3 separate regions of the Homo sapiens genome follow, and all the other regions are linked to region 3. A link is a loop called in an ENCODE intact Hi-C map of the cell type or tissue named here. Cell type or tissue: mammary epithelial cell. All regions are shown on one strand. Each heading gives the region's core, and the rest is flanking DNA. Links, peaks and the distances in the headings are about the cores only.

Region 1 (2,500 bases), core at 1-2,500, 110 kb before region 3:
TTTCTGCATGCCAGGCGCTGAGCTCATGGCTTTACCTGGGTCATACCCCCCCAGTGAGATGGGCACACTAACTTTTATGGCCGAGGGCACCAGCCCACAGAGACGGAGTGTCTTGCCCAGGGTCCCAGAGAAGCAAAGGGGCTCAGCCTCTGAACCCTGGCCTGGATCCACAGCTGCCCGTCTCTGCCAGCCTCTGCAGCTGTGTTTTCTTTTGCCTGGAAACGGGATAGATGTGACGTTGGGGAGGGGGTGCTGCTGCTTCTGGAAGACGTGGCGTCACAGAGCCTTGTGCCCGTGGGCCATCTTCTCCGCCCGTCCCTCTTCTGAGTCCTGGTGTTCCCCGCAGATTAAGGAGTCAGAGGGTGTGGTCAACGACGAGCTTCCAAACTGCTGGGAGTGTCCGAAGTGTAACCACGCCGGCAAGACCGGGAAAGTGAGTGCCGGGCTCCAAGTCCCAGGGTCAGTCGGGAGAGGGGCGGGCCTGGGCCTGGCCGGGACCAGCCTGTCCCAGGAGTTTCAGGCAGGTGGGTTGCCGTCGGCCTGGGGAGGAGGAAGGGCAAGTCCAAAGGTATACAGTTGGTCTGTTCATTCTCTCTTTTTGGCCTACAAGCAAAAGCGTGGCCCTGGCTTTAAGTACGCCTCCAACCTGCCCGGCTCCCTGCTCAAGGAGCAGAAGATGAACCGGGACAACAAGGAAGGGCAGGAACCTGCCAAGCGGAGGAGTGAGTGTGAGGAGGCGCCCCGGCGCAGGTCGGATGAGCACTCGAAGAAGGTGCCGCCGGACGGCCTTCTGCGCAGAAAGTCTGACGACGTGCACCTGAGGAAGAAGCGGAAATACGAGAAGCCCCAGGAGCTGAGTGGACGCAAGCGGGTACGGACCAGGAGGGGCTGGGAGGCAAAGGGGTTGGTCTGGCTGGTCCCGGGTGCTGGGTTGGAGGGATGGGGCAGGGGGTGGGCAGCAGGTAGAGCTTGGGATAATCCCGGCCTCTTGCTGCCCTGAGCAGGTCACCTAAGTCCTGAGAGCCCTGCCCCAAAGAAAGGAGGGGAAAACCAGCGAGTCACTCCTCTTCCCACTCCACCCCCCTTTAGGCCTCATCGCTTCAAACGTCCCCCGGTTCCTCCTCTCACCTCTCGCCGAGGCCCCCTCTAGGCAGCAGCCTCAGCCCCTGGTGGAGATCCAGTCTCACTTACTTCCAGCAGCAGGTGCTCCCACGACGCACGCCCTCCTGAGGCCCCGGGGACTGGCGAGTCCTGGGCTGTCCCCCACCCCACCCCGCTGGTCCTCCACCCCACTGCTGCCTCTCCTGAGGCTTCCCAGGTCTCGGCCCCAGATCTCTGGCTCGTGGTTCTGGCTTGGGGCCTGGGAAGCTGTCTGTGCCTAGAGCCTCTGTTGGTTGGGATGGAAGCTGTGAGTCCAGGGAACCTCTGAGGAGCCTGGTGGCCCTGCTCCACCCACGGGCCGTGCTGTCACCAGCCACAAGGTGGCGCCAGGAGTCTCTCCCAGCTCTAGCCATTCCTGCTGGGCCGGGGATTCCCACAGGGCTGTGCTCCAGAACTGGCTCCCAGAGCCGAGGATGATTTGAATGGGCGGCTGCACATCTCCAGGTCTGTGGGGTGGGAGGTCAGTTGGGTGGGAACAGTTCAACTGTACTCCTACTTCCAGCTTCTTCCTTGAAAGCTGCAGGCAGGGCTCGCCCGTCTGTCGGTCAGACGTGGAGATGGCATTTGTGGGGAAGGCCTCCCTCCAGCCCCTCCTCTGGAGACTGTGGACTCGTGGTGGGGTGGGGTGTCGAGGAGACCAAATCCCACGAGCCCGGGGAGCAAGCTCTGCGTCCTTTCTTTTTCGTGACAGCTCAAACCTGGCAAAGAAGATAAGCTTTTCAGGAAAAAGGTACCATCTTCCCCTCCCTCCTGTGCCCCAGGCCTGAGCGGTTAGAGCTGCACCGCAGCTCCCTGGGCCACAGTCCCGTGGCAGGGGGGCGGGAGGCCTTGGGCGGGCGCAGCCCTGAGCCCCAGAGGCTGACGCGTCTCCGCTCTCGCCCTCAGCGGCGGTCCTGGAAGAACGCCGAGGACCGCATGGCGCTGGCCAACAAGCCCCTCCGGCGCTTCAAGCAGGAACCCGAGGACGAACTGCCCGAGGCGCCCCCCAAGACCAGGGAGAGCGACCACTCCCGCTCCAGCTCCCCCACCGCGGGACCCAGCACCGAAGGGGCCGAGGGCCCGGAGGAGAAGAAGAAGGTGAAGATGCGCCGGAAGCGGCGGCTTCCCAACAAGGAGCTGAGCAGGGAGCTGAGCAAGGAGCTCAACCACGAGATCCAGAGGACGGAGAACAGCCTGGCCAACGAGAACCAGCAGCCCATCAAGTCGGAGCCTGAGAGCGAGGGCGAGGAGCCCAAGCGGCCCCCGGGCATCTGCGAGCGTCCCCACCGCTTCAGCAAGGGGCTCAACGGCACCCCCCGGGAGCTGCGGCACCAGCTGGGGCCCAGCCTGCGCAGCCCGC
Region 2 (6,203 bases), core at 2,266-4,765, 350 kb before region 3:
TAATTCATGGGCTCGAGCAATCGTCCTACCTCAGCCTCCCAAGTAGCGAGGACTATATAGAGACATGGTCTTGTTGCCCAAGCTAGACTGGAACTCCTGGCCTCAAGCGATTTTCCTGCCTTGGCCTCTCAAAGCACTGGGATGACCTGACTGAAGGCAATTCTCTGGAATGGGAGGCAATGTGGGGTTCTGGGCCGGTCTTCCCAGGTTAAGAGGCCTGCGACTGAATTTTGGCTCTTTCACTTCCTTGCTCTTTTACTGTGGATATGTCACCTAACTTCTGGGAACCTAACAGTTGCCTGCTTTTTATTTATTTATTTTTATTTTATTGTTTGAGACAGGGTCTCACTCTGTTGCCCAGACTGGCGTGCAGTGGCACGATCTTGGCTCATTGCAACCTCCACCTCCCAGGTTCAAGCAATTCTCCTGCCTCAGCCTCCTGAGTAGCTGGGATTACAGGTGTGCACCACCACACCAAGCTAATTTTTGTATTTTTAGTAGAGACGAGGTTCCACTATGTTGGCCAGACTGGTCTCGAACTCCTGACCTCAAGTGATCCACCTGCCTCAGCCACCACGCCCAGCTAATTTTTGTATTTTTAGTAGAGACCGGGTTTGCTGTGTTGGCCAGGCTGGTCTTGAACTCCTGACCCAAGTGATCCTCCTACCTCAGCCTCCCAAAGTGCTGGGATTACAGCGGTGAGCCACTGCGCCTGGACAGTTTGCTTCTTTTTAAAACAAAGATCAGGATACCTACCAATCTCACAGGATTGTTGCAAAAAGTAAATTCTTTAAAAAGTGTGTGTGAAGTCAGGAAGCTGAGGCAGGAGAATCTCTTGAACCCAGGAGGCGGCGTTTGCAGTGAGCTGAGATCGCGCCACTGCACTCCAGCCTGGGCGACAGAGCGAGACTCCGTCTCAAAAAAAACCAAAAAACAAAAAAAAGTATGTGAAGTGCCAAGTACTGTGCCTCATGCCAGCTATATATGTTGAACAAATAGTCATTAAGTGGAATTATTCAGTCAGAAAATGGTTTTATAGTTCCTGTAACAGTTCCAGATGGTTCTTCAGGAAGATTTACCTAATTGCGAGGATGGCTAGCCATGTGTAATGGTGTCTCTTTTTCCAATATCGCAGGCCATCATTTTTACACATTTTTCCTAGTCTAGACAGTATGTAATGGTATGGCAGGGTTATTTTAATTTTCATTTATTTAATTCTAGTGAGGCCATGCATTTTTCCTTGGGATGATTTATTAGCTTTATTTCTTTGCCTAACAACTATTTTCTAACACTGTAATTTTCACTGGCTTATCCCTGCAGACATGATGTTAGGTTTTGACAGAGCATGTTGTTGACCTTTTTTTTTTTTTTTTTTTGAAACGGAGCCTTGCTCTGTTGCCCAGGCTGGAGTGCAATGGCGCGATCTCGGCTCACTGCAACCTCTGCCTCCTGGGTTCAAGCAATTCTCCTGCCTCAGCCTCTGGAGTAGCTGGGATTACAGGTGCCTGCCACCATGCCCAGCTAATTTTTGTATTTTTATTAGAGACGAGGTTTCACCATATTGGCCAGGCTGGTCTTGAACTCCTGACCTCAAGTCACACTTTGAGAGGCCGAGACCAGGCAGGCCAGAGTGCTGGGATTATAGGCGTAGCCACCACATCCAGCCTGACCCTTTTTTTTTCTGGAGAAAGAGGGTTAGGGGGAGAGAGAGAAGCAAAAGGAAACTCTCCAAAGAAGGGATTGAGGCTACAGTGAAAACTCATCCCTAGAGCAGCTCTGTCCAGTAGAACTGGCGAGGGTGCCACAATGTCTGCATATGTCTGTCCCATATAGTCCAGCATGTGTCCACAAAGCACTTGGAACGCGGCTACTGTGACTGAGGAATTTTTAATTTTATCTAACTTAAATTTAAATTCAAATACAAGGGAGGGGACAGGCACAGTGGCTCACACTTGTAATCTCAGCACTTTGGGAGGCTGAGGCAGGAGGATCACTCTAGCCTACGAGATCGAGACCAGCCTGGGCAACACAACGAAACCTGGTCTCTACAAAAAATACAAAAGTTAACCGAGTGTGGTGGTACACACCTGTGGTCCCAGTTCCTTGGGAGGCTGAGGTGAGAGGATCACTTGAGCCCAGGAGGTTGAGGCTGCAGTAAGCCATGAGTACACCGCTGCACTCCAGCCTGGGTGACAAAGTGAGACTCTGCCTCACAAATAAATAAATAAATAAATAAATACAAGGGAGGCTGAGGCAGGAGTTCAAAGCTGCAGTGAGGTATGATCAGGCCACTTTACTCCACCCTGGGCAACAGAGTGAGCCCCTGTCTCTAAAAATAATAATATAAATACATAAATAAATAAATAAACAAACAAAAATAGCCACCTCATTGATGACACCTCATTTTCTTTTTTCTTTTTTTTTTTTTTTGAGACGTAGCCTCATTCTGTCGCCCAGGCTGGAGTGCAGTGGCACAATATCGGCTCACTGCAACCTCCGCCTCCCGGGTTCAAGCGATTCTCCTGCCTCAGCCTCCGGAGTAGCTGGGACTACAGGCGCTGGCCACCACGCCCAGCTAATTTTTGTATTTTTAGTAGAGACGGGGTTTCACCATATTGGCCAGGCTGGTCTCGAACTCCTGACCTCGTGATCCTCCCACCTCGGCCTCCCAAAGTGCTGGGATTACAGGCATGAGCCACCGTGCCCGGCCCAGATGGCACCTCATTTTCCTTTGGAAAAATAAGGGGAAAAAGGAGACAAAAAAAGGGGCCTACAAAGTCAACTCAGGAGTGTCCTCACACATATAGAAGGACTCGAATTTAGACTTTTGGCATTGTTCCGGAGAGAGATGGTCCCAGAGACTATTGGTTTTGACAAAATGCTGTGTTCAGTTTGTGAAAATTTATCAAGGTATACACTGATGATATTTCCACTTTTTTTTTTTTTTGAGACAGGGTCTCACTTTGCCACCCAGGCTGGTATGCATAGGCATGATTACTGGTCACTGCAACCTTCACTTCCTGGGCCTTGGGTGATCCTCCCACCTCAGCCTCTGGAGTAGGTGGGACCATAGGCATGCACCACATTGCCCAGCTAATTAAAAAAATTTTTTTGTAGAGACGAGATTTAGCCATGTTGCCCAGGTTGGTCTCAAATGCCTGGTCTCAAGCAATCTATCTGCATTGGCCTCTGAAAGTGTTGGGATTACAGGTGTGAGCCACCGCTCCTGGCCCCCCCCCTTTTTTTTTTTTTTTGAGACAGGGTCTTGCTCTGTCACCAAGGCTGAAGTGCAGTGGTGGGATCACCACTCACTGAAGCCTCGACCTCTCGACCTCCTGGGCTCAAGTGATCTCGCCTCAACCTCCTGAGTAGCTGAGACTACAGGCATGCACTACCACATCCAGCTATTTTTAAATTTTTTTAATTTTTTTTGAGATGGGGGTCTCACTATGTTGCCCAGGCTGGTCTGATCTGACCTTAAGCAATCCTCCTACTTGGGCCTCCCAAAGTGTTGGGATTACAGGGGTGAGCCACCATGCCTGCCCCACTTTTCTATATGCACTTTACACTTCCATAAAAAGTTAAACAAAATTTAGCCCATTCTATGTTACCTTCTTTTGACATTTACCTGGTTTTCAATTTAGCAGAAATCTCAAAAAAAAAAAAAAAGTGGTCTGTGACTCGCTCTGGACACCTGACAGCCCCTAGAGGGCGCTCATTCTGCATGAGAGACTTTTTCTTTTTTTTCTTTTTTCTTTTTTTTTTTTTGAGACGGAGTGTCGCTCTTGTTGCCCAGGCTGGAGTGCAATGGCGTGATCTTGGCTCACTGCAACCTCCGCCTCCCAGGTTCAAGCGATTCTCCTGCCTTAGCCTCCGGAGTAGCTGGGATTACAGGTATGCACCATCAAGCCCGGCTAATTTTGTATTTTTAGTAGAGACGGGGTTTCTCCATGTTGGTCAGGCTGGTCTCAAACTCCTGACCTCAGGTGATCCGCCCACCTTAGCCTTCCAAAGTGCTGGATTACAGGCCTGAGCCACCGTTCCCAGCTGTACACTTTAAATGAGTGAATTCTGGCCAGGCACGGTGGCTTACACCTGTAATCCCAGCACTTTGGGAGGCTGAGGCGTGCTGATCACAAGGTCAGGAGTTTGAGACCAGCCTGGCCAATGCGGTGAAACCCCGTCTCTACTGAAAATACAAAAATTAGCTGGGCATGGTGGCAGGCGCCTGTAATCCCAGCTACTCGGGAGGCTGAGGCAGGAGAATCGCTTGAGCCTAGATCGTGCCACTGCACTCCAGCCTGGACGACAGAGTGAGACTCCATCTTAAATAAATAAATAAATAAATGAAGTGTACAATTCAATAGTTTTTAGTGTGTCCACAGACTTATGCAACTATCAGCACGGTGAAATTGAGAACATTTTCAAAATAAATAAATAAGTGTACAATTCAATGGTTTTTAGTGTGTCCACAGACTTATGCAACTATCAGCACGGTGAAATTGAGAACATTTTCAAAATAAATAAATAAATAAATAAAGTGTACAATTCAATGGCTTTTAGTGTGTCCACAGACTTCTGCAACTATCAGAATGGTGAAATTGAGAACATTTTCAAAATAAATAAATAAATAAATAAGTGTACAGTCCAATGGTTTTTAGTGTGTCCACAGACTTATGCAACTATCAGCACCGTGAAATTAAGAACATTTTCAAAAGAAACCCTGTAGTCCTTAGCTATCACTTCCCTCTCCAGTCCCTGGCAAGCACTAATCTACCGTCTGTCTCTGTGCCTTTGCCTATCTCAGACATTTCAAATGAATGGAATCACATACTGTGTGTCCTTTTAGCATTTATACACTTCCACTTAGCATTATGGGCTTTTTTTTTCTTTTTTTGAGTCGGAGTTTTGCTCTTGTTGCCCAGGCTGGAGTGCAGTGATGCGATCTCAGCTCACTGTGCAACCTCTGCCTCCTGGGTTCAAGAGATTCTCCCGCCTCAGCCTCCCGAGTACCTGGGATTACAGGCGTCCACCACGACACCCAGCTAAGTTTTTGTATTTTTAGTAGACATGGGGTTTCACCATGTTGGCCAGGCTGGTCTCAAACTCCTGACCTCAGGTGATCCACCTGCCTCGGCCTCCCAAAGTGCGGGATCACAGGTGTGAGCCACCGCGCCCGGCCGCCAGCATTACATTTTTACGGTTCACCATTTTGTAGCACCTATCAGAATTTCATTCCTAGGCCGGGTGCAGTGGCTCACGCCTGTAATCTCAGCACTTTGGGAGGCCAAGTTGGGCAGATCACTTAAGGTTAGGAGTTCGAGACCAGCCTGGCCAACATAGTGAAACCTCGTCTCTAGTAAAAATACAAAATTAGCCAGGTGTTGTGGCACACGCCTGTAATCCCAGCTACTCTGGAGCCTGAAGTGGGAGAATCTCTTGAACCTGGTAAGAGAAGGTTGCAGTGAGCCGAGATTGCACCACTGCACTTCAGCAAGGGCGAGAGAGTGAGATTCTGTCTTAGAAAAAAAAAAAAAAGCTGGGCGCGGTGGCTCACGCCTGTAATCCCAGCACTTTGGGAGGCTGAGGCTGGCGGATCACGAGGTCAGGAGATCGAGACCATCCTGCCTAACACAGTGAAACCCCATCCCTACTAAAAAAAAATACAAAAAATTAGCCAGACATGGTGGCGGGCGCCTGTAGTCCCAGCTACTCTGGAGGCTGAAGCAGGAGAATGGTGTGAACCTGGGAGGTGGAGCTTGCAGTGAGCCGAGATGGTGCCACTGCATTCCAGCCTGGGTGACAAAGCGAGACTCCATCCCAAAAAAAAAAAAAAAAAGAACTTCATTCCTTTTTATAGCCAAATAGGATTCCATGGCATGAACAGAGCGCATTCTGTTTATCTGCTCATCTATTGATGGATATCTGGATGGTGTCCACCTTTTGTCTATTATGTGCTATGGCCCATGCCTGTAATCCCAGCACTTTGGGAGACCGAGGTGGGCGGATCACTTGAGGTCAGGAGTTGGAGACCGGGCTGGCCAACGTGGTGAAACCGTCTCTACTAAAAATACAAAATTAGCCGGGCATGGTGGCAGTGCCCGTAGTCCCAGCTACTTGAGAGGCCGAGGTACAAGAATCACTTTAACCCAGGAGGTGGAGGTTGCAGTGAGCCAAGATCGCATCACTGCACTCCAGCCTGG
Region 3 (2,500 bases), core at 1-2,500:
CATAGTGGAGTATATTTGAGATAAAACTGACACAAATACTAATGGAACTCCCATTTTTAATTTGTGGACTCCCTCTAGGGGGAATGTGTCTTGAAGCTGTTTTATTCTGCCTCTAGGGAGAAGATTAAGCTAAACTATGACCATCTTATTAGAAGGGTATGGGATACACTAGTGTTTGTAGACAGTGGAACTCTCTGCAGTTGTCTTACACCAGAGATATTTACAGCGTTTAAAATACATTGATTATTTCTTGTTTTAGCATTATCTCAGCTACTTAAACAACCTCCGTGTCCAAGATGTTTTCAGTTCAACACACAGTCTCCTCCATTATTTTGATCGTCTGATTCTTACCGGAGCCGAAAGCAAAAGTAATGGGGAAGAGGGCTATGGCCGGAGCTTGAGATACGCCGCTCTGAATCTTGCCGCCCTGCACTGCCGCTTCGGTCACTAGTAAGTTTATAGACCTTTGTCCTTGCGCAAATTGAAGGAACCGATGACAATAAAAAGTCTGCTGTTTGGCCTGGTGCGGTGGCTCACGCCTATAGTCCCAGCACTTTGGGAGGCCAAGGCGGGTGGATCACGTGAGGTCAGGAGTTCAAGACCAGCCTGGCCAAAATGGTGAAACCCCATCTCTACTAAAAATACAAAAATTAGCCAGGTGTGGTGGCAGGCACCTGTAGTCCCAGCTACTCAGGAGACTGAGGCAGGAGAATCGCTTGAACCCGGGAGGTGGAGGTTGCAGTGAGCCGAGAGCACGCCATTGCACTCCAGCCTGGGCAACAAGAGTGAAACTCCGTCTCAAAAAAAAAGAAAAAATAAATAAAGATTTGCTATTTTGGGAGAAAAGAAAAGGGAAAAGAAATGGAAGAAATGAATTCTCAAATGTTAATTGTGATGCATTTTTAAAAAATGTATTTTTTAAAAAGAAGATAGGAAAGCAGCTCATCAACCTGGACTAGTCAGTAACTTCCATAGAGGGAACCTTATTGGCACTGGAACAGTTTATGAAAACCTTCTGCCTAAATAGTCTGCCCCCTAGTGTCACTATGTAACATTGCCGTCTTAGTGCCTAGCCTCTTTCATTACTTCTAAGAACAACAGGCCGTTCAGTGAAAAAGAAATTAGGTCATTAGGCCAGAGAGTCCCTAAAGGATTTTTTGGAGGTAAAAATGGGGATGCAGAAGCTATTTTTAGTATTTCAAAAAGCCAGAAGGCAGTTGTACCTTTACTGGATGAAAGACTACATAGGCTTACTGAAAGTCAGGTTTGCTTTCAGGTAGAATTCAGGCTGCTCAGTCAGGTGACACTGGTTTATACTGTTGCCTCAGTGTGCCTCTGTTTTTAATGAATAGAAATAGGAAAATCGATCAATTATGTTTTAGTAAATAGAATTAAGTAGATAAAACAACTTTCAAAACATGGAGGCTATCTTGGAAATAATGAAATAATGTAAATAATGGTGAAAGGTGGGAAATTACTAATTCAAAGATCCCTTCACCCCCCCACCTGCCCTGTGGCTTTTTACCAGTTGAGAGAAGTGTGGTCTTTGCTACAGGCATCCTTCTATACAGACTATAGCGTGTATTAATGGGAGCATAGTGTTCACAGTTCAATAATGGAGACATCTATCCCTTTCTCTGTGTCAGGCAGCACCTAGGGAATTCTTTTTATCTCTGGTTGTCAGGTTTTTGTTTTTGTTTTTAAGAGACAAGGTCTCACTCAGTCACCCAGGCTGGAGTGCAGTAGTATGATCATAGCTAACTGTAACCTCAAACTCATGGGCTCAAGCAAGCAGTCCATCTCAGCCTCCTAGCTGTGACTACAGGCATGCACCACAATGCCCAGCTAATTTTTTTAAAAATTATTTTTTGTAGAGGTAGGATCTTGCTTTGTTACCCAGGCTGGTTTCAAACTCCTGGCTTCCAGCAATCCTCCCACCTTGGCCTTCCAAAGTGCTGGGATTACAAGCATGAGCCACTGGGCCAACCCAGTTGTGAGGCTTTAAAAGGGATGTAGACAAGCTGAAGCTTGTGTGGGGAGGGAACAGTCTCAGGGTGTTGAGACATTCAAAGCCATATCATATAAGTAATGTGGGAGGGATGTGAGACATGTTTAGCCTGGAAAAAAATGACTTATCCAAGCATGTGTTTGACATCTTCATGTAGTGAAAAGTCATGTGAAAAGAGCTTAGATTGATTGAGGGTATGGCTACGGGAGAAGATTGAGAGCTGGTAAGTAAGTGTAGGTTAAAGGACAAAATATTTCTGCTCATTATAAGGAAACAGTTTCCCCTTATTGAACCCTCTGAGGAAGGTGTCAGTGAGGTGCTGAGGCCTAGACCAAAGATGTTATTAAGGGTATTCAAACATCAGATTGATAGTTGTACCCAAAAATATTTAAGGCTCCTCAAAACTCCATGATTTTTGCAACATTCCATGATATCTTGTAATAACTAACTTCTTTTGGTCTTCCCACATTTAATAACCTCTCGATCAGAGCC

Evidence for each region. Peaks named below come from ENCODE experiments on the same cell type or tissue, not always from the same donor. Only the 100,000 strongest peaks of a DNase experiment are listed, where the experiment ranks them.
Region 1: a loop joins it to region 3, with 16 times the contacts of the local background. A loop is called at or near these places in 96 of 110 quality-filtered maps.
Region 2: it touches region 3 in a loop (4-fold over the local background); 9 of 110 quality-filtered maps call a loop at or near these places.

What each region holds. Positions count from the first base shown.
Region 1 is chr12:121,442,383-121,444,882 of GRCh38, reverse strand. KDM2B (lysine demethylase 2B) reads left to right here. Exons shown (of 23, transcript NM_032590.5): 15 at 347-433; 16 at 611-871; 17 at 1,090-1,203; 18 at 1,853-1,891; 19 at 2,047-2,500. It overlaps MIR7107 (microRNA 7107), which reads left to right and starts at 531; the gene lies at 531-610. In mammary epithelial cell, for the core only: a CTCF peak has its summit at 1,474 (motif pointing right); a DNase peak (open chromatin) is centred at 1,482.
Region 2 is chr12:121,679,744-121,685,946 of GRCh38, reverse strand. All of the region lies in intron 1 of LOC105370034 (a long non-coding RNA gene), which reads right to left. Among named protein-coding and RNA genes, the nearest start is that of MORN3, 13 kb to the right of the region's middle. In mammary epithelial cell, for the core only: a CTCF peak has its summit at 3,706 (motif pointing right); no DNase peak of the experiment used is centred there.
Region 3 is chr12:121,333,483-121,335,982 of GRCh38, reverse strand. It overlaps ANAPC5 (anaphase promoting complex subunit 5), which reads left to right. Exons shown (of 17, transcript NM_016237.5): 7 at 260-450. Among named protein-coding and RNA genes, the nearest start is that of ANAPC5, 18 kb to the left of the region's middle. RefSeq lists a silencer at 387-578. In mammary epithelial cell, for the core only: a CTCF peak has its summit at 1,047 (motif pointing left); DNase peaks (open chromatin) are centred at 1,032 and 2,032; H3K27ac peaks cover 224 bases.